2 separate regions of the Homo sapiens genome follow, and region 1 is linked to region 2. Evidence: chromatin loops called from intact Hi-C (ENCODE). Cell type or tissue: K562. All regions are shown on one strand. Links, peaks and the distances in the headings refer to the core of each region. The heading gives the core; the rest is flanking DNA. Region 1 has its middle 110 kb from the start of BMP7-AS1. Region 2 holds the start of CTCFL (CCCTC-binding factor like).

Region 1 (8,324 bases), core at 209-8,208, 420 kb after region 2:
CATCCACACAATGGAATATTATACAGCCTTAAAAAGGAAGGGAATTCTGACACAGGCTCCCGCATGGATGAACCTTGAGGACATTACTCTAAGTGACATAAGCCAGTCACAAAGTACAAATACTGTATGATTCCACATATAGGAGCTCTCTAGAGCAGTCCATTTCATAGAGACAGAAAGCAGAAGGGTGGTCACTAGGTGTGGGGGAGCAGGGAAGTGGGGAGTTAGTGTTTAACAGGGACAGAGTTTCAGTTTGGGAAAATGAAAGGGTTCTGGAGATGGTGATGGTTGTATAATATTATGAAGGTACTTAATGCCACTGAACTGTACACTTAAAAACGGTTAAGATGGTGAATATTAGGTGTATTTTACCACAGGAAAATTGAGAAGCAAAGCAAAACAAAACAGTGCCTCACTGCCATGGTTGAGTCGGAGGGAAAGAGTGCGAATGCAGCCGGAAGACTTAGCACAGCGCCCCGCACACGCCGAACCGGAAGACAGCACAGCGCCCCGCACACGCCCAGCCGGAAGACTTAGCATAACGCCCCGCACACGCCGAACCGGAAGACAGCACAGCGCCCCGCACACGCCCAGCCGGAAGACTTAGCACAGCACCCCGCACACGCCCAGCCGGAAGACTTAGCACAGCGCCCCGCACACGCCGAACCGGAAGACAGCACAGCGCCCCGCACACGCCCAGCCGGAAGACTTAGCACAGCGCCCCGCACACGCCCAGCCGGAAGACTTAGCACAGCGCCCCGCACACGCCCAGCCGGAAGACTTAGCACAGCGCCCCGCACACGCCGAACCAGAAGACAGCACAGCGCCCTGCACAAGCGGATCTGGAAGACAGCGCAGCACCCCGCACACGCCGTTTGGGAAGACTTAGCTCAGCACCCCGCACACGCTGAGCCAAGCCCCGCCGAGCCAGCTGAGGCTGCTGCTGCTGCTGCTGTTTGCGCTGTCGCTATTATGCGTGCATAGCGAAGCCTGCTCAGACAGCCTCACGGAACAGTGGTCAGCTGGAGACTGCCTTCCTGTGGGGGGCTTGTCAGTCCCATCAACTGGAACTGTCATCTTCTGGAGGATTTTTCTAGACTGGGAGCATGGGCTGTTTGCAGGAGCAGCAGCGACCCCAGCCCTCAGAGTCTGTGCTCCGTTTGTAGCCTAAGTGCTCAGAGCCTGGCGACACAACTACGAACATGGAGAGCTTGGGGCTGGGGTCAAGGCCGGGGGTGACTCCTGGCTGGGCCCCATCTCCTAATCTCCTGTGAAATGGGGGAGGGTTGCGGTGATGATGCAGACGATGGGTCCAGCCCAGGGCCTGGCCCTTGGTGGGCGATTGGGGGTGCTGTTTGCATGAGACTAAGCGCCACCCCCCAGGCCTCTCTCCTTCTTGATACGGGGGGATGAGTCCTTTTTTCCAGGGTGTGTCTACAGAGTGTCTCAGTACCAGAACTGGAACTAGAACACAAGCTTTCTCATTGCTGGGCTGGGCGTGGTTCCTCTGCGCTGGGCCTTCCAAATTAGTGAGGTGTGCTCCAAGCCTGCAATAACAATTAGAGCTAATATTTATTGAGCTTTCCTCGTGGCTCTTCTTTCGTCCATACAGTGAGCCTGGGCGGTGGATGCTCTTAACCCCACCTTGAGGATGGCTAATATGCATTCAGAGAGGGTGAGCCTCGTGTTCAGATCACAAGCTGGTGAGCGGCAGGGCAGGACTTTGAACTCAGGCAGTCTGATGCTAGGTCCACCCTGGTAACGGCCTCATTACATTGTGCAAGCAAAGAGGCTGGGACCCTCCAGGCCTTCTGGAGGTCTGGCTGGCCCTGCGGGGACTTCCCAGCAGCTGGGTTTGCTCCAGCTCTCAGTGTTTCCTCCTCTTGCCTCAGTTCGTTTCCCAAACTGCAGCCCCGCAGCTGCCACTGCTGGCTCTGTGGGGACTGGGAGGGGGCACTGAGATCACAGGGAAGGGCTGGCCCCGTGGCTGGAGGCCTCACCCCAAAGCAGCTCTGGGGACTGTGCCGGGCCTTTGTGAGCCGTACGTACTCATTAAGCCGGGTTGAATCGAAGGTCAGATTTTACTGCAGATCTGGAAAGATCCTTGCTGGTCAGGCCAACCCAGAAACCAGCACTACAAAAGGGCTACAGGGGCTTTCCTGGCCATTTCCGTGGAAGCTTTTATGACTTGGTGGTTGAAAAATCAAGAGCTGAGCTGAGAAGTCCTGTGGCCCCCTTGAGGTCCAGCGTGCTGGCATCAGGCGCCAGGAACCTTCAGTGCTGGGGATGGCCTGCCGGGGGCCTCGTGGGTCTTTTCTCAGCTCCACGGTGGCAGATTTACCCAGCAAAGGTGTCCTAGGCTGAAATCAGAGCAGGATGAAGAAGGAGGCAGAGGCAGGGAGGTGTCAGAGGAAGAATTTCCCAATGGTCAGATGTGGAATGTGAGTGGTGCAGGTGCAGAGAGAGAGAGAAAAAAAAAAATACCTGGGCAGCTTTCTGCTGTCATCTTCCTAGTGGTAGAGTTTTTAAACAGCCACGTGCCCCACCACTCCCTCTGACCTTACTGTTGGTAGTGTGACTATGCTGTTGCACTCATCGACAGGTGGGGTCCATCCTGCCCTCCTGGGACCTGGGCTGGCCTTGTGACTTGCTTTGGACAATGTCATGTGGTGGAAGAGAGGCTGTCCCAGTTGCAACCCTGGGCCAGGAGATGCCGTACACATTTCTGCTGTTATCTCTTGGGCTCCACCTCTGCTGGGTAAGCAAAACCCAGCTAGCCTGCTGGAAGATGAGAGGCACAGGGCCCAGCCAATGGGCTGACAGCCAGCCACCACTATGCATATAAGCCATGCCGTTTTAGACTTGCCAACCCCAACTGATCCTCCAGCTGACTGCAGACACAAGTTCAAGCCCAGCCTTGATCAGTGCCAACCAGCCTTGATCAGCAGAACCTTCCAGTTGACCTATACACTCGTGAGAAATGCCATGGTGGCTGGGGGGTGGCTTGTTACTCAGCTAGGGATAACAGATACGCAACTCACTGCTTCCCTTTGTCAACACCCCCATTCTGGGTGCTCCCTCTTCCTAGCCGATCTCCACTGCTGTCACATGTTTAATTGTTGTTTTGCACATTAGCGTGTACACTCCATGAGGACGAGGACGCGGGCTGGCTCTGCCCCATTCACTAGTACCGCCACATGGCTGGGACATAGTAGGCCTTTAATAAGTATTGGCTGAGTAGATTGATGAATAAATTAGTACTCATTTGTGAAGTTTTTTGTTTGTTTCTTCTCATTTCTTTCACAGATCTGGACGTATTTATTTGGTTTGATGTTTCTGTCCTGCACTGGGCTGTAAGCTCCCTGAGTGTGACCCTGTCTTCATCTCCATGGCAGCCCCAGTGCAGTGTCAAGCACATAGTAGGTGCTTCATAAATAGTTGCTGAATGAAAGAATGAATTTGTGTGTGTGCCATGCACTGCTGGCAATCTAGAGGAGGTGAGAAGCCTCCGTGTTTGTGTTTGTGTTTGTGTGTGCTTGTGTGAATGTGGAGAATTTCTACTCCATCCTAATCCACCGTAAGGCCGTTCTACAAGACAAAGTAAATTTTCACTGGTCCAGTCTGGGTGGAGGACCAGGCAGCAGGGGAATGAGTGGAATGACTTTTGTGGTCAACAGAATAACGGCTCCAGAGACGTCCACGTCGCAGGACCTGCGCATGTGTCCTCTTACACAGCAGAAGGGGCTTTGCCGATGGGATCGAGTTAGATCGCTCTTGACGTGACGAGGTTATCCCAGATGACCTGGCAGGGCCCAGTGTAATCACAAGAGTCCTTATAAGCAGGGAACAGAGGTGTGAGAAAGACTGCAAGATGCTGTGCTACTAACTTTGAAGGTGGAGGAAGGGGCCGTGGGCTGAGGAGTGCAGGGGCCTCTAGAAGCTGGAAAAGACAGGGAAACGGATTCCCCTCAGAGCCTCCAGAAGGCACACAGCCACGCTGGCACCATGCTAGTCACCCAGTGAGACCCATTTTGGGGTTTGGATTGTCAAAGAATAGACGTGTGTTGCTTTAAGCCACTTAGTTTGTAGTAATTTATTACAGCAGGCAGAGGAAACACACACAACCCTTGAACCATCTTCTTTAGCGAAAATTACTAGGAGTTTCTCAGTTTCTTCTGAGGGCTGGTGTGACCTCAGGGGCCAGCAAGAAGAGCCTCATCCCTCAGCCACCTTTGAGGAAGTAAACATGGACTTCCTCCCTGAGCTGTGGGGGAAATACGGGAAGATCGTCTTTCAGATCAGAACATGGAGGAAGAGAGAGGAAGTGAACTGATCCCGGGTGTGCAGTGACAGTGCAGGCAATGCCTGGCTGGTTTTGGAGCTGGGGGACCCCTAAGACCCAAGAGGGATTCTCTGGACCCACCAGAGAAACAATGAATGGAGGTAAATCTCCTTGGTCTCAGTTGGACCAGGTGTAATTCAGACTCTGTAATGGATTTTTTAAAATGTTTCCCTGCCCAGCATCTATTCCCTTATTCTGGAAATGATTCCAGGTTTTTTTTTCTGGAAAACTGCTCTTCCTCCAGTTTCATGATGTGGCTCTTATCACCCACACCCTCATAGCCAGATGTGGTTCTGTGACACCGGCTTAGCTAACCAGGGGACGCTGCTTCTTTGGCCACAGTGATTGGTCCAGGATGAGCATGTGACCCATGTTTGTCCAATCAGAGCCAATGTGGACCTTTTGCCTGAACTCTGGGGCGAAGGGAGTTGCTGTTGTTGCCGGGGGCTCAGGGAAGACACGATGAAAGCCTGGCTTGCTGGAAACGATCCGCCATCCCATAGGGATAGCTTGCGTGAGAATGGAGCCAATACACAGGAAAGCAGAGCCCAGAGTGGAGGAAAAACAACAGAGAGAGAGGGAGAGGGACAGACTGACCGATAGACAGATAGAGGCAGAGACAGAGACTGACTCTTTGTCAGAGCACCTGGATCGAGCCATACCTGAATCAGAACACTCCCCAAAAACTCCTTGGTTAGCCAGAAAAATCCTCCCTTGTCCTTCCCTAAGCCAGCATGGGTGGGATTTTCCATCACTTGCAACCAAGAAAGTCCTGACCGATACAGAACCGTAAGAGCAGAGCCATTAGGATGCTTTCACCCCTTTAGGTGGGAGCCCCTCTTTCATTTTGTAGTTGGAGAAACTAGAACCCAGAAAGGCCATGGTACTTGTCTGAGGTCACACAGCAAGTCACTCCATAGTCGGGACTGGACCTGAGGGTGGAGTTCCAGTTTAGGACTCCTTCTCCCACCCCGTGGTCAGGAAGGTCAATCTGCCCCATTTCCCACCCCCACTCCCCAAGCATCCTCTACATAAATGTCCCTGAACCTGAGAAGCAACAGGAGACGGAGGTTAAGGTTTCCAGGTTTTAGGCTGGCTTCCCACGAGGCTGCACAGAGATCTCGACCCAGGCCTTTGGCATCCTACGTAAGGAATTCTGGATCTGAGAGCCCCTGATTGTGGCAGGGGGCTGCAGATACAAACAACAGACTTGCCATTGCATCCTTGACACATATCTTATTAGTTACAGTATTTATGCTCTCTAACCTCAGTTTCCTCATCTGTAAACTGCTCATAACAATAATATCAGTATCATTCATTCAGTCATTTGACAAACATGTAGTGAGTAACTACTATACGCCAGACACTGTGCCGGGCAGTGGGAAGTCGGGGTGTCCATGAGGACAAAATCCTGCCCTCTCTGTCCTTAACAGTTCAGTAGCTCCTTAGGGTTCCTGTGAGGATTAAATAAGACAGCATGAAATTGAGGGAATTTGATGCGGTGGAACTCTTTGCATCTTGATTGTGGAAGATGATTTTGTGACTGTGGAGGTTTGTCAAAACTCACAGAACTGCACCTTGACTATACATACATTCTACCTCAGTCAATGATGCTCAGTTTCATAAAAAAAATTAAAGAGTGTCTTCTCTTTCCATTAGTGGTTAGGCTTATGTTGCAAGTCAAAGGAGAAAAGCTTCACATACAGTGAAAACTCATTAAGATAAAAAATCCCTTTAGAGAAGAAGAGAGAGCAGGTGTCAAGCGCTTGGCCTGGCTGCAGACCGAGTCAAGTCCTTAGCACCAGCCATTGTCACCAGAGTCCTCTTCCCACTGTTGGTTTTCAGCTGTTTTGAATTAAGTGTGTCGTGACTCCCTTCCCTGAGCTGAGATCACCGAGGAGTGACCGCGGCTCAGAGCCCATGCCTAGGAGCTTCGAAAGGCAGAGCTGACAAGTTGAGTGGCCCTAAAATCATTACCAGGAAGGAGCTCAGCCACGGGGCTGCTTGGAACCCGGCCTGGGGCCTCTTGGCAAGTGCAGGCTGGAGGAGGGGGATCAGGCCAGCCCCACGTCCCCCCTGCTGATCCTCCCACCCTCTCTCCCAGCCTAGTGTCCAGGACTTGTCCCCAAGTGGGAGTCCCAGGAGGGCAGGGACCGTGGCCAGGTGCACCCCGTGTTGTCATAATCTCTCCACTGGCCTGAATGCTCCGAGGAGACCAGGATGAATGTGAATCAAAGTGTGGAGCCTCCACTCCCAAGAGGAGAAGAGAATCGAGAATTAAGCCTGTGAGATGTAGCTGTACACAGAGAAGAGATGAGGGCGGCAGGGAGCCCTCTGAGGAGACGACATTCTTGATTCTTGAGCATGAGTTGGAAGAAATGGAGTCAGCCAGGTGGATATTTGGAGGAGCAGAATCCCGGGTGAAAGGAATGACTGTGCCAAGGTACTGGGGCAAGAACATGCCCAGTGTGTTCCAGGCACGGCTGGGGTGGAGGGAGCGGGTAGGCGAGATGGAGACACAGCAGGAAAGCCAGGTGGTGAGGACCGTGGCCCAAGAATGGGACCTGGAGTTTACTCAGAGAGAGAGACAGAGTAGCAGACCTGTTGGAATGGGAGCAACAAGGCAGGGTCTTCCCCCCAGCAAGCTCTGCTCGGGGACGGAAGGTGCGGGGGGCATGTTGTCAGCGATCATGGACACCAGGCCAGGACTTAGACTTCTGGAAGGACGCGTTCAGCCCTGCCTTGTAGTCACCCACACTTCCGCCTACTGCCAGGGTTTTCTACCTCGGGAATAACACACGGGCTGTATCTTGAGGATTTGTTTTCCTTTTTTCTAACAACACAAAAAGCTAACAAGTGAGAATAGGCCTTTCTGTGTGCCAGGATCTACATACTGGATGCATATATATATATATATATATTTTTTTTTTTATATGGTGCCTCGCTCTGTCACCCAGGCTGGAGGGCAGTGGCGCAATCTCGGTTCACTGCAACCTCCGCCTCGTGGGTTCAAGCGATTCTCCCGTCTCAGCCTCATGAGTAGCTAGGATTACAGGGGCACACCACCACACCCGGCTAATTTGTGCGTGTGTGTGTGTGTGTGTGTGTGTGTGTATTTTAGTAGAGATGGGGTTTCACCATATTGGTCAGGCTGGTCTTGAGCTCCTGACCTCAGGTGATCCAACTGTCTTGGCCTCCCAAATTGCTGGGATTACAGGTGTGAGCCACTGTGCATGGCTATCCATGTATATCTTTGAAGGCATCACCTGCCTTGGAAACATGAGACCGAGGACTTGGTCACAAATCAAGTGGACGTTTTGGAGTGTCAGCACAATCTGTGTCCATATTTGCCAACAAGTTTTTAAAAAATGATGTTTTCTATAATCCTGGATTTGCACGGTGCGATCTTGATGGTGTCACCTTTCTCCCCGTTTCTATCCCAGCAATAATCTTAAATTCTACTCAAAACAAAGAGCTCCCTGTTGGCAGTTAATCCTCAAAGGGAGAGCTTTGTTCGAGACTAAAAAACCTCATTCAACAACGTTGGCAAGAGCTGGCATTCTTTGTGCCCACTCGGCCCAGTGTTTTCAGCTCTGACTAGGAGCCTGCATTTGAGAGCTTAAGTTCATTTTTTTTTCACCCCTTGCAAGTAGACCTCTCTGTCACAAGGCGCATTAGTGGAGCAGGTATTTAAGGGAATAATAGAGGAATTAGAGCAGCCGCCAGGAATAGAGGCAGGGGGCTGGGGGAGGATCTCCAGGTGTGCTGAGCGAGGGGGTTTCTGGAAAATGGGACCCAAGGACAAAGGAGGAGCTGGGTCTTCCAAGAGGTTCTCCCCACGCTCAACAGACACACTTTTGTATTCATTTTCAGTGCTGTGTAACAAATCGCCATAAACTTTGTGACTTAAAACCTCCTTTTGCTACCCATCAGCTCTGGAGGTCAGGGGTTTCACACAGTGCGACTAGGTTCCCTGCCCCAG
Region 2 (8,324 bases), core at 58-8,057:
TTTTTAAAGACAATGACAGCACTCAATGGCCTGTCTCGTCCATTGCTGCCTCATAGAATTTTTTTCAAAATATTTTTACATTTCTGATTTGTCCATCTCTATCTGAATCTATGCCAGTTCCAAATAATGCTCTAGAGCTCATCTGTCCCCATGCCCACCCAGTCAAGCACATGTGCTGGGGATAATTCTTAGCCCAAAGGGCTAAGTGGAATATGTTTTCCAACATTTGCTTTCAGCAACCATGCAGTAGCACAGCCTCCCACACTCGGTCCCATTTGCATGGTGTGAGCCTGCATTGGTGTGAGCCTGCACTGGTGTGTGCCTGCACTGGTGTAAGCCTGCATTGGTGTGAGCCTGCATTGGTGTGTGCCTGCATTGGTTTGAGCCTGTCCTGGTGTGTGCCTGCACTGATATGAGCCTGCAATGGTGTGAGCTTGCACTGGTGTGAGCCTCTCCTGGTGTGTACCTGCACTGGTGTGCTAGAGCTGCCGTAACAAAACACCACAGACTGAGTGGCTAAGAAAACAGACATTTATTTCTCATAGTTCTGGAGGCTGGAAGTACAAGAGCAAGGTGTTGGCAAGTTTGGTTCTCCCGAGGCCCCCTTCTTGGCTCACACAAAACCATCTTCTTGCTGCTCTCACGCAGCCTTTCCTCTGTGTGTGTCCTTCTCTGGTGTCTTCTCTTCTTATAAGGACCTCAGCCAGGTAGGCTTGGGACCCCATCCTCTCGCCATCATTTTAATAATCACTTCTTTGGAGGCCCTAACACAGTCAGGTGGCTTAGTTCTCCCCCACCCCTACTGCCCCCCGTGGCCTTTGTTCAAACTGAATTACCTCTTTAAAGGTCCTACCTCTAAATATCGTGACATTTTGTACCCCCAGGTACTGGGGGTTGGGACTTCAACATATGAATTTGGGGGGACACAGTAATATGCGTATAGCCCCTACCTGTGCCACATACTTCGCAAGGCCTTCCTTTCCTTTGAGCACATTGCCTGATAAGCTCATAGTGTGGACCCACCACGAAGCAATACCACCTGCAAAACATGTGCACTACAGCCAGTTGGCAGCTGGGAGAGCAAAGCTCACCTGTCCACCACATGGAAATCCCCAAACATCGGGTACAAAAGGCATAATAAATATCATTGTTACCCGGAGGATGCAAGTGACCAAGCTCCACAGCAGGCACTGGGGGAACCCATGGCTGGCCCGTCACCACACCTGGGCATCTGTAAGAGACCGAATGGCATTTGCTACGAGGAGGGCCTGGGTCTCAGCAGGTTTTGGATGCAAGCAACAAGACACACTCTGCCCCTTACATCCACTTCTAGCACAGCCCCTGGGGATAAGGAGGAGATGGGTCTGGATGGAGCAGAGACAGAACTCTGTAGATGAAAAGGCTGGACAGGTGCACAGCATTAGTTAAAGAGAGAACTGAAGCCCATCTGAGGAATTGAGACTTGACAAGGAGGATGAGGGCCCGGGAGTCCACTGTTCTTTTCATCTGAGACTAAATGCAAGCATCTTGCCTTGCAGTCTATCTTGATCCCCTAAAAAACAGGGATGGAAGGTTTACCTGGTAGAAACTGCTCCACACACTCAGGGTACAAATAGGATCCTACCTCCTACTTTTCTGAACAGTTTCCTGGGCTGCACAGGCCTACGAGCAGGAAATCCAGCAGGTCTGGCTTGGAGTGCCTCCCCACAAATATTATCCAAGAACGCGGGGAAGGAGCAAAGTTTAGCAACTGCAGGCCTGCCTCCCCTGCCTGCTTGGCCCTCTCTCCTCCTCCTCATCCCTCCCTTTCCATCTATTTCTCTTTTTAAGCCCCTTTGTCCCCTTCAAATTTAACTCAGTTTCCCCTTTCTCTATCCCTCCTCCCACTGGCTTTATATCTCCTTTTAAAACATGCCTTTTAAATTGGTATTTGAAATTTTCTAAACATGATTCTATAATACAAACTCTGAAAAACTTCCTAGCAGCATGTCACAGCCATCACGCAAAATTACTCAAGGAGGCACTAAATAGGTGCTGATTACTCAAGCAGAAAAACTCATTTAAATGATTTAAAGTAAGTCATTATAGCATACTACTTTCCCAGTGACCTTCAAATATTTATTTTCTTTGTATAGTACATATACTGTGACGGAAACCCCAGACACCACGCAGAAACTAGGGAGCGAAGAAAGTCACTGGCAAGTGTACCAGTACCCACTGGTACATGGGTGTCTTTCAAAGCTGAATTTAGTTCTATCTTTTATATTATTGAAAATGAAAACAATATTTGATTATATACTATTCGCGAATGACAAAGAGGGAGCTGTGGAGAGCGGGCAAACATAGAAAGCACTTTGATGGATACAGAAAGTTCTCTGGCTATGGATGGGAGGGAAATCCATCCCCAGGACTGGAAGATATGTTTAAACAAAAGAAGGCCAAGAGAAAGCCATTTCTTCATCCAGGTCAATTTTCGTCACTCCAGGAGTTTTGGGGTCCAATCTCCAATCTCCTGTTTGCCACACTTTCTCCTTTGAGCTGTTGGTTTTGGATTTGCTTTTCGCAGCATACAAATATTTATTCACAATCAGCAAACAAAATGCCATTAAGATTTTGAAACAAAAGTGAAAACAAATAGAACAGTTTCTGGAACGTTGTAAGCTATGCCTTAAAAGAATCAGTGAGGTACAAATTATTTCATTCACTCATTGGCTCCAAATTTGCATTTTTAAAATCTGGTTGCAGGTATCAACCCAACTTCTTCTGGAGACCATCAATATGATTAATTTCCATTAAAAGCAATTGATTGAAGTGAAAACACACGTAACGAACTGAACCACTTTAGAGTGAACAGTTAAGTGGGCTTCAGTCCGTTCACAGTGTGGCCGCCCCTCCACGTCCCCCGCCCTCCCACCTGCCTTAAATGAGCTCCTGGGAAGTACCCATGAACTCCGATGCACCCCTGCTCCATCGGCTGCCTCCTCACCCTTTCCAGCCCCCACATTCCTGCCCTTTCTCTGCTCAACTCCTCCGTCTTCTCCCTCGGACGCTCATCCTCCTCCACACCCGCCTACGTTCTCCCTTCTTTGCCCTCGTCGTCCCCTCTCTTCCTCGTTCCTCGAGCTCCCTCTGCTCCCTCGAGGGTACTCAGGACCCGGCAACTCTGCACACCTCAGTGCCCCGGAGCCCTCGGAGTTCCTCCTCTTTCCCACCACGAAGCCTCTTTTTTTCCATTTATTTCCATCCCCATTTCCCTACCCCCATGTCTGGGGTCCCTGTCAATCTCCATCACCCCTGCCGCCCTATCTCCCCCTCCTTCCACGTCTCCTTTCCTGCACATTCCCAGCCCCCACCTAGCTCCTGCTCAGGTCTCTGTGGCTCACAGAGGGCCCTCCTCACCCTCCACTCTGCCCTGTCCAGCCCACCCCAACCCATCTCCTGGAACCCTTGTAAGGTCTCTCCCCGCCCAGTCCCTGCTGCGTCCATTTCCCACCCAAGTCTCTAAGCACCCCATTCCCCATCCTCTCCCATTGCCCCTCCTTATCCTCCCCCCGACCCCAGGTCTCCCAGCGCCCCCTGCAAGGCCCTTCTTCCCTCCTTACCCATTCCCCACCCCTGCCCCGCCTAGGTCTCCCAGCGCCCCCTGCAGGCCCTCCTCCCCTTCTTATCCAAGCCCCCCAGGTTCCCCAGCGCCCCCTGCAGGCCCTCCTCCCTCCTTATCCATTCCCCACCAGGTCTCAGTGCCCCCTGCAGGCCCTTCTCCCCTCCTTATCCATTCCCTCCACCCCCGCCCAAGTCTCCCAGCGCCCTCTCCAGGCCCTCCTCCCTCCTTATCCTTTCCCCTCCAGGTCTCCCAGCGCCCCTTGCAGGCCCCCCTCCACTCCTTATCCATTCCCCGCCAGCGTCTCCCAGTGCCCCTTGCGGCCATCCTCCCCTCCTTATCCATTTCCCCCCCAGGTCTCCCAGCGCCCCCTGAGGGCCCTCTTCCCCTCCTTATCCATTCCCCCCAAGGTCTCCCAGCGCCCCCTACAGGGCTCTCCTCCCCTCCTCATTCCACCCCTCCCCCCAGTATCTCAGTGCCTCCTGCGGGCCCTCCTCCCACCCTTATCCATTCCCCTCCCCTAGGTCTCCCAGCGCCCCCTGCAGGACCCCCTCCCCTCCTTATCCATTCCCCCACAAGGTATCCCAGCGCCCCCTGCAGGGCTCTCCTCCCCTCCTCATTCCACCCCTCCCCCCAGTCTCTCAGTGCCTCCTGCGGGCCCTCCTCCTCTCCTTATCCATTCCCCTCCCCCAGGTCTCCCAGCACCCCTTGCAGGCCCTCCTCCCCTCCTTATCCATTCCCCTCCCCCAAGTCTCCCAGCACCCCTTGCAGGCCCTCCTCCCCTCCTTATCCATTCCCCCACCCCTCGCCCCCCGCAGGGCTCCCAGGGCCCCCTGCAGACCCTCCTCCCCTTGTCCTCTCCTATTCATCCCCCAGGTCTCCCAAGAACCCCTGCAGACCCTCCTCCCCTCCTTATCCATTACCCTCACCTCAGGTCTCCCCGCCCCCCTGCAGGGCTCTCCCCTCCTCATTCCACCCCTCCCCCTGGTATCTCAGTGCCTCCTGTTGGCCCTCCTACCCTCCTTATCCATTCCCCTCCCCTAGGTGTCACAGGCCCCCTGCAGGCCCCCCTCCCCTCCTTATCCATTACCCACCACCCCCCTCAGGTCTCCCAGCCCCCCTGCAGGGCTATCCTCCCCGCCTCATTCCACCCCTCCCCCCCTCATTCCACCCCTCCCCCCAGTATCTCAGTGCCTCCTGTGGGCCCTCCTCCCCTCCTTATCCATTCCCCCTCAGATCTCCCAGGCCCCCTGCAGGCCCTCGTGCCCTCCTTACTTCCCCCCCGGGTCTCCCAGCGCCCCCTGCGGGGCCCTCCTCCCTTCCTCATCCACTTCAACCCCAAGGTATTTCCGTGCCCCTGCAGGACCCTCCTCCCCTCCTTAGGCGCTCCCCCACTACCCAGTCTTCCAGTGCCCTGCAGGCTCTCCTCCTCTCCTTATCCACCCCCACCCCAGGTCTCCCAGTGCCCTGTATGGGACCCTCCTCCCCTCCTCATCCACCCCCCCAGGTCCACCAGTGCCCCCTCTGGGGTCCTCCTCATCCGTGCTCCCCCTCCCCCTCCCTACTCCCCTTCCCCCCTGCCCCCACAGTACATCACCCCCTCCCCCAACCCTGCCTGGCTCCGCCCCCTTCACGCCCCCTCTTTTCCGCTCCGCGCCTGCGCACTGCCACCCTCCACTCTCGCGCCAGCCCGGCGGCGGCCGGCTGTGGGCTGCAGCACGCGGTGCACGAGGCAGAGCCCACAAGCCAAAGACGGAGTGGGCCGAGCATTCCGGCCACGCCTTCCGCGGTGAGGGGCCAGTCCCGGTCAAGCCCACCTGCTCTCCTCCAAGAGCATGGGCTGTTCTGGGCGTGGGCGGAGGGAGGGGCTGGCCGGAAAGGCCCAAGGGCGGGCGGCAGACGCTGAGGGGCTGCCTGGGAGGGTCGGGTCGGGGCGGGGCGTGGGGGGCAGGGTAAAGCAGGGGCCCTGCCAGGCCTCCGAGGGAGTGTGCTTGGTCTGGCCGAGGGCTGCTTGGCCAAGTCTGGGTGGGCTCGAGGCCACTAGGCCCAAAGCCTGCCTGGCTCTGAGGGTGCTAGGTCTAGAACCGTGCACGAGGGGAATGCCTGCTCGGGCCCGAACCTCGCTGGGCGCCGGGTGTGCACTGGCCCGGGGCCTGCTTGGACCTGAAACTTGCTAGGCCCAGGATATGCACTGGCCGAGAGCCTGCTGGGCCCAAACCTTACTAGGCCCAGGATGTTCACTGACTGAACCGGCTCAGGCCTAACCTTGCTAGGCCCAGGATATGCACTGGGCCAGAGTGTGCTCAGGCGGAACCTTGCCAGGCGCAGGATGTGTGCTGGCCCTAAGCCTGCTGAGGCCCAAACCTGTTCGTTCTAGGGTTTTGTACAAAATCCTGCTTTAGCCTAAATCCTGCTTAGCCTTGACCCCCTCCTAGACCCAAGCCAGATCAGCATTGTTCTGACCCTACTAAGTCCAAAACCTTTTGAGGCCAGACCTTGTTTCAACTCCAAAGCCTGCTAGGTTCCAGCACCCCCCGCATCCCTCCTCATACCACCCCCTTCTCCCCCCTATGGAAACCGCTTGCTTATTTTTCAAACAGGCCAAGTCATTATGGCAGCCACTGAGATCTCTGTCCTTTCTGAGCAATTCACCAAGATCAAAGAACTCGAGTTGATGCCGGAAAAAGGCCTGAAGGAGGAGGAAAAAGACGGAGTGTGCAGAGAGAAAGACCATCGGAGCCCTAGTGAGTTGGAGGCCGAGCGTACCTCTGGGGCCTTCCAGGACAGCGTCCTGGAGGAAGAAGTGGAGCTGGTGCTGGCCCCCTCGGAGGAGAGCGAGAAGTACATCCTGACCCTGCAGACGGTGCACTTCACTTCTGAAGCTGTGGAGTTGCAGGATATGAGCTTGCTGAGCATACAGCAGCAAGAAGGGGTGCAGGTGGTGGTGCAACAGCCTGGCCCTGGGTTGCTGTGGCTTGAGGAAGGGCCCCGGCAGAGCCTGCAGCAGTGTGTGGCCATTAGTATCCAGCAAGAGCTGTACTCCCCGCAAGAGATGGAGGTGTTGCAGTTCCACGCTCTAGAGGAGAATGTGATGGTGGCCAGTGAAGACAGTAAGTTAGCGGTGAGCCTGGCTGAAACTACTGGACTGATCAAGGTACAGCTGGTTTTAATAAACAACCCCTTACATGAAAAAGAAAAAATTCAAGTCGGCTTTTATGCAATATTATGTCTGGACAAGGTATTTTGCAGTTGCAAATTAAAGACAGTACAAATACTTCCCAGGAAAATCTTGAGAGTTCTTAGGTTCTTTTTTAAAAAAGAGTTTTAAAAGTGGTGCTAATTGGAATAGTGTAAGGCGCATTATGTTTTAAAAAAAAGTGTTAAGTTTCACTGCCACAACCCTGATGCGAAATAATTAACATTGTGATGCATAATCTTCCACTTTGGCTTTTCTTTTTGTATTCTGTGCTTCATCCAGGCAAAAGTCTAATTATACTGAAATCAATAGTATCATATTTGAATATTTGTTGTTTATTAGCTCGAGGAAGAGCAGGAGAAGAACCAGTTATTGGCTGAAAGAACAAAGGAGCAGCTCTTTTTTGTGGAAACAATGTCAGGAGATGAAAGAAGTGACGAAATTGTTCTCACAGTTTCAAATTCAAATGTGGAAGAACAAGAGGATCAACCTACAGCTGGTCAAGCAGATGCTGAAAAGGCCAAATCTACAAAAAATCAAAGAAAGACAAAGGGTAGGCCAGTTCATCTCATAGAATACACTCCCTAAAACTGGGCTGCTGTTTTTCTTTATGGGCAGGTGATGGTAATTGAAGTTTTAAGTGGTTGACTTTTACTTTCAAAATGTCAGGAAATGGGAGAAATTTTAAACTAATGTTCTGTATTGTGAATCAAATCCAGAAGGGTTTTGCACTTTACACACAAACGTTTTGAAAGCACAGTAAAAATGTTCCCACAAAGCCTTGTGCACGTAAGCATAGAAGACCAAGCCCTGGTCTCTGCTGCCTAGTTTGCAGCCCCAGAGGGATATGGGGGACAAGTCATTACAGGACAGGTGGTGAGGCCTCGTGTGCTTCAGGGCCAAGAGAAGGAGTGATTCCTCCTTCAGGAAGCCGTAGAGGGTGCCTTCTAAGGGAGGTGATATTTAGGTGAGTCCAGGACAAAGAAGCCACTAAGATGGGGATCAGGATTCCAAGTACTAGGAAGTGGTCTGGGCGTGTAGCTCTGGAAGTATTTACTTTGTATCTGAGGGTGGAGAGCTCTACTGTGTCTGTAGAGCTGGGTGGGTGCTCAGAGAGGTGGATGGGTCCAGATTAGGAAGACCCTGAAGCAATATTAAAGCCATATTAAACTGAGATTTCATTCCAGCAGCCCACAGGATGAATTTGTCCTATGAAAATAATTTGTTTGGCTTATTTTTTAAAAATATTAGTTTCTCACTTATTTAAATCAACATATTTCACCCCCAAAATTTCAATTTCTAGCTCTTTTAAATTATATCTGGCAACACTTGGCACAGTTTTCCTTCCTCCTGGCATCAGGTGCCTGGGATTGGAAGGTGACTCAGTTTAGAAAAGGAGAATGCCAACCAAACACTGCCACCACCACCCCATTCTTACATGTGGTCAGGGCCCTTCACTTAGGTTTCTTGCCTCTGCCTTCCATAGGTGGTTGAGTTTGCAGCCTTTTGGTACATAGTAGTTTCTCA

Evidence for each region. Peaks named below come from ENCODE experiments on the same cell type or tissue, not always from the same donor. Only the 100,000 strongest peaks of a DNase experiment are listed, where the experiment ranks them.
Region 1: a loop joins it to region 2, with 7 times the contacts of the local background. A loop is called at or near these places in 3 of 110 quality-filtered maps.

Annotation. Positions count from the first base shown.
Region 1 is chr20:57,102,883-57,111,206 of GRCh38, reverse strand. No RefSeq gene overlaps it. Among named protein-coding and RNA genes, the nearest start is that of BMP7-AS1, 110 kb to the left of the region's middle. In K562, for the core only: no CTCF peak of the experiment used is centred there; a DNase peak (open chromatin) is centred at 4,696; H3K4me3 peaks cover 996 bases; H3K27me3 peaks cover 1,352 bases.
Region 2 is chr20:57,522,094-57,530,417 of GRCh38, reverse strand. It overlaps CTCFL (CCCTC-binding factor like), which reads left to right and starts at 5,278. Exons shown (of 11, transcript NM_001386993.1): 1 at 5,278-5,390; 2 at 6,202-6,755; 3 at 7,140-7,350. The coding sequence starts at 6,213. LOC124904940 (a long non-coding RNA gene) reads right to left here and starts at 1,775. Exons shown (of 2, transcript XR_007067673.1): 1 at 951-1,775; 2 at 518-764. RefSeq lists an enhancer at 6,149-7,087. In K562, for the core only: CTCF peaks have their summits at 3,709 (motif pointing left), 4,177 (motif pointing left) and 4,895 (motif pointing left); DNase peaks (open chromatin) are centred at 3,767, 4,117, 4,727, 5,337 and 2 weaker places; H3K4me3 peaks cover 2,906 bases.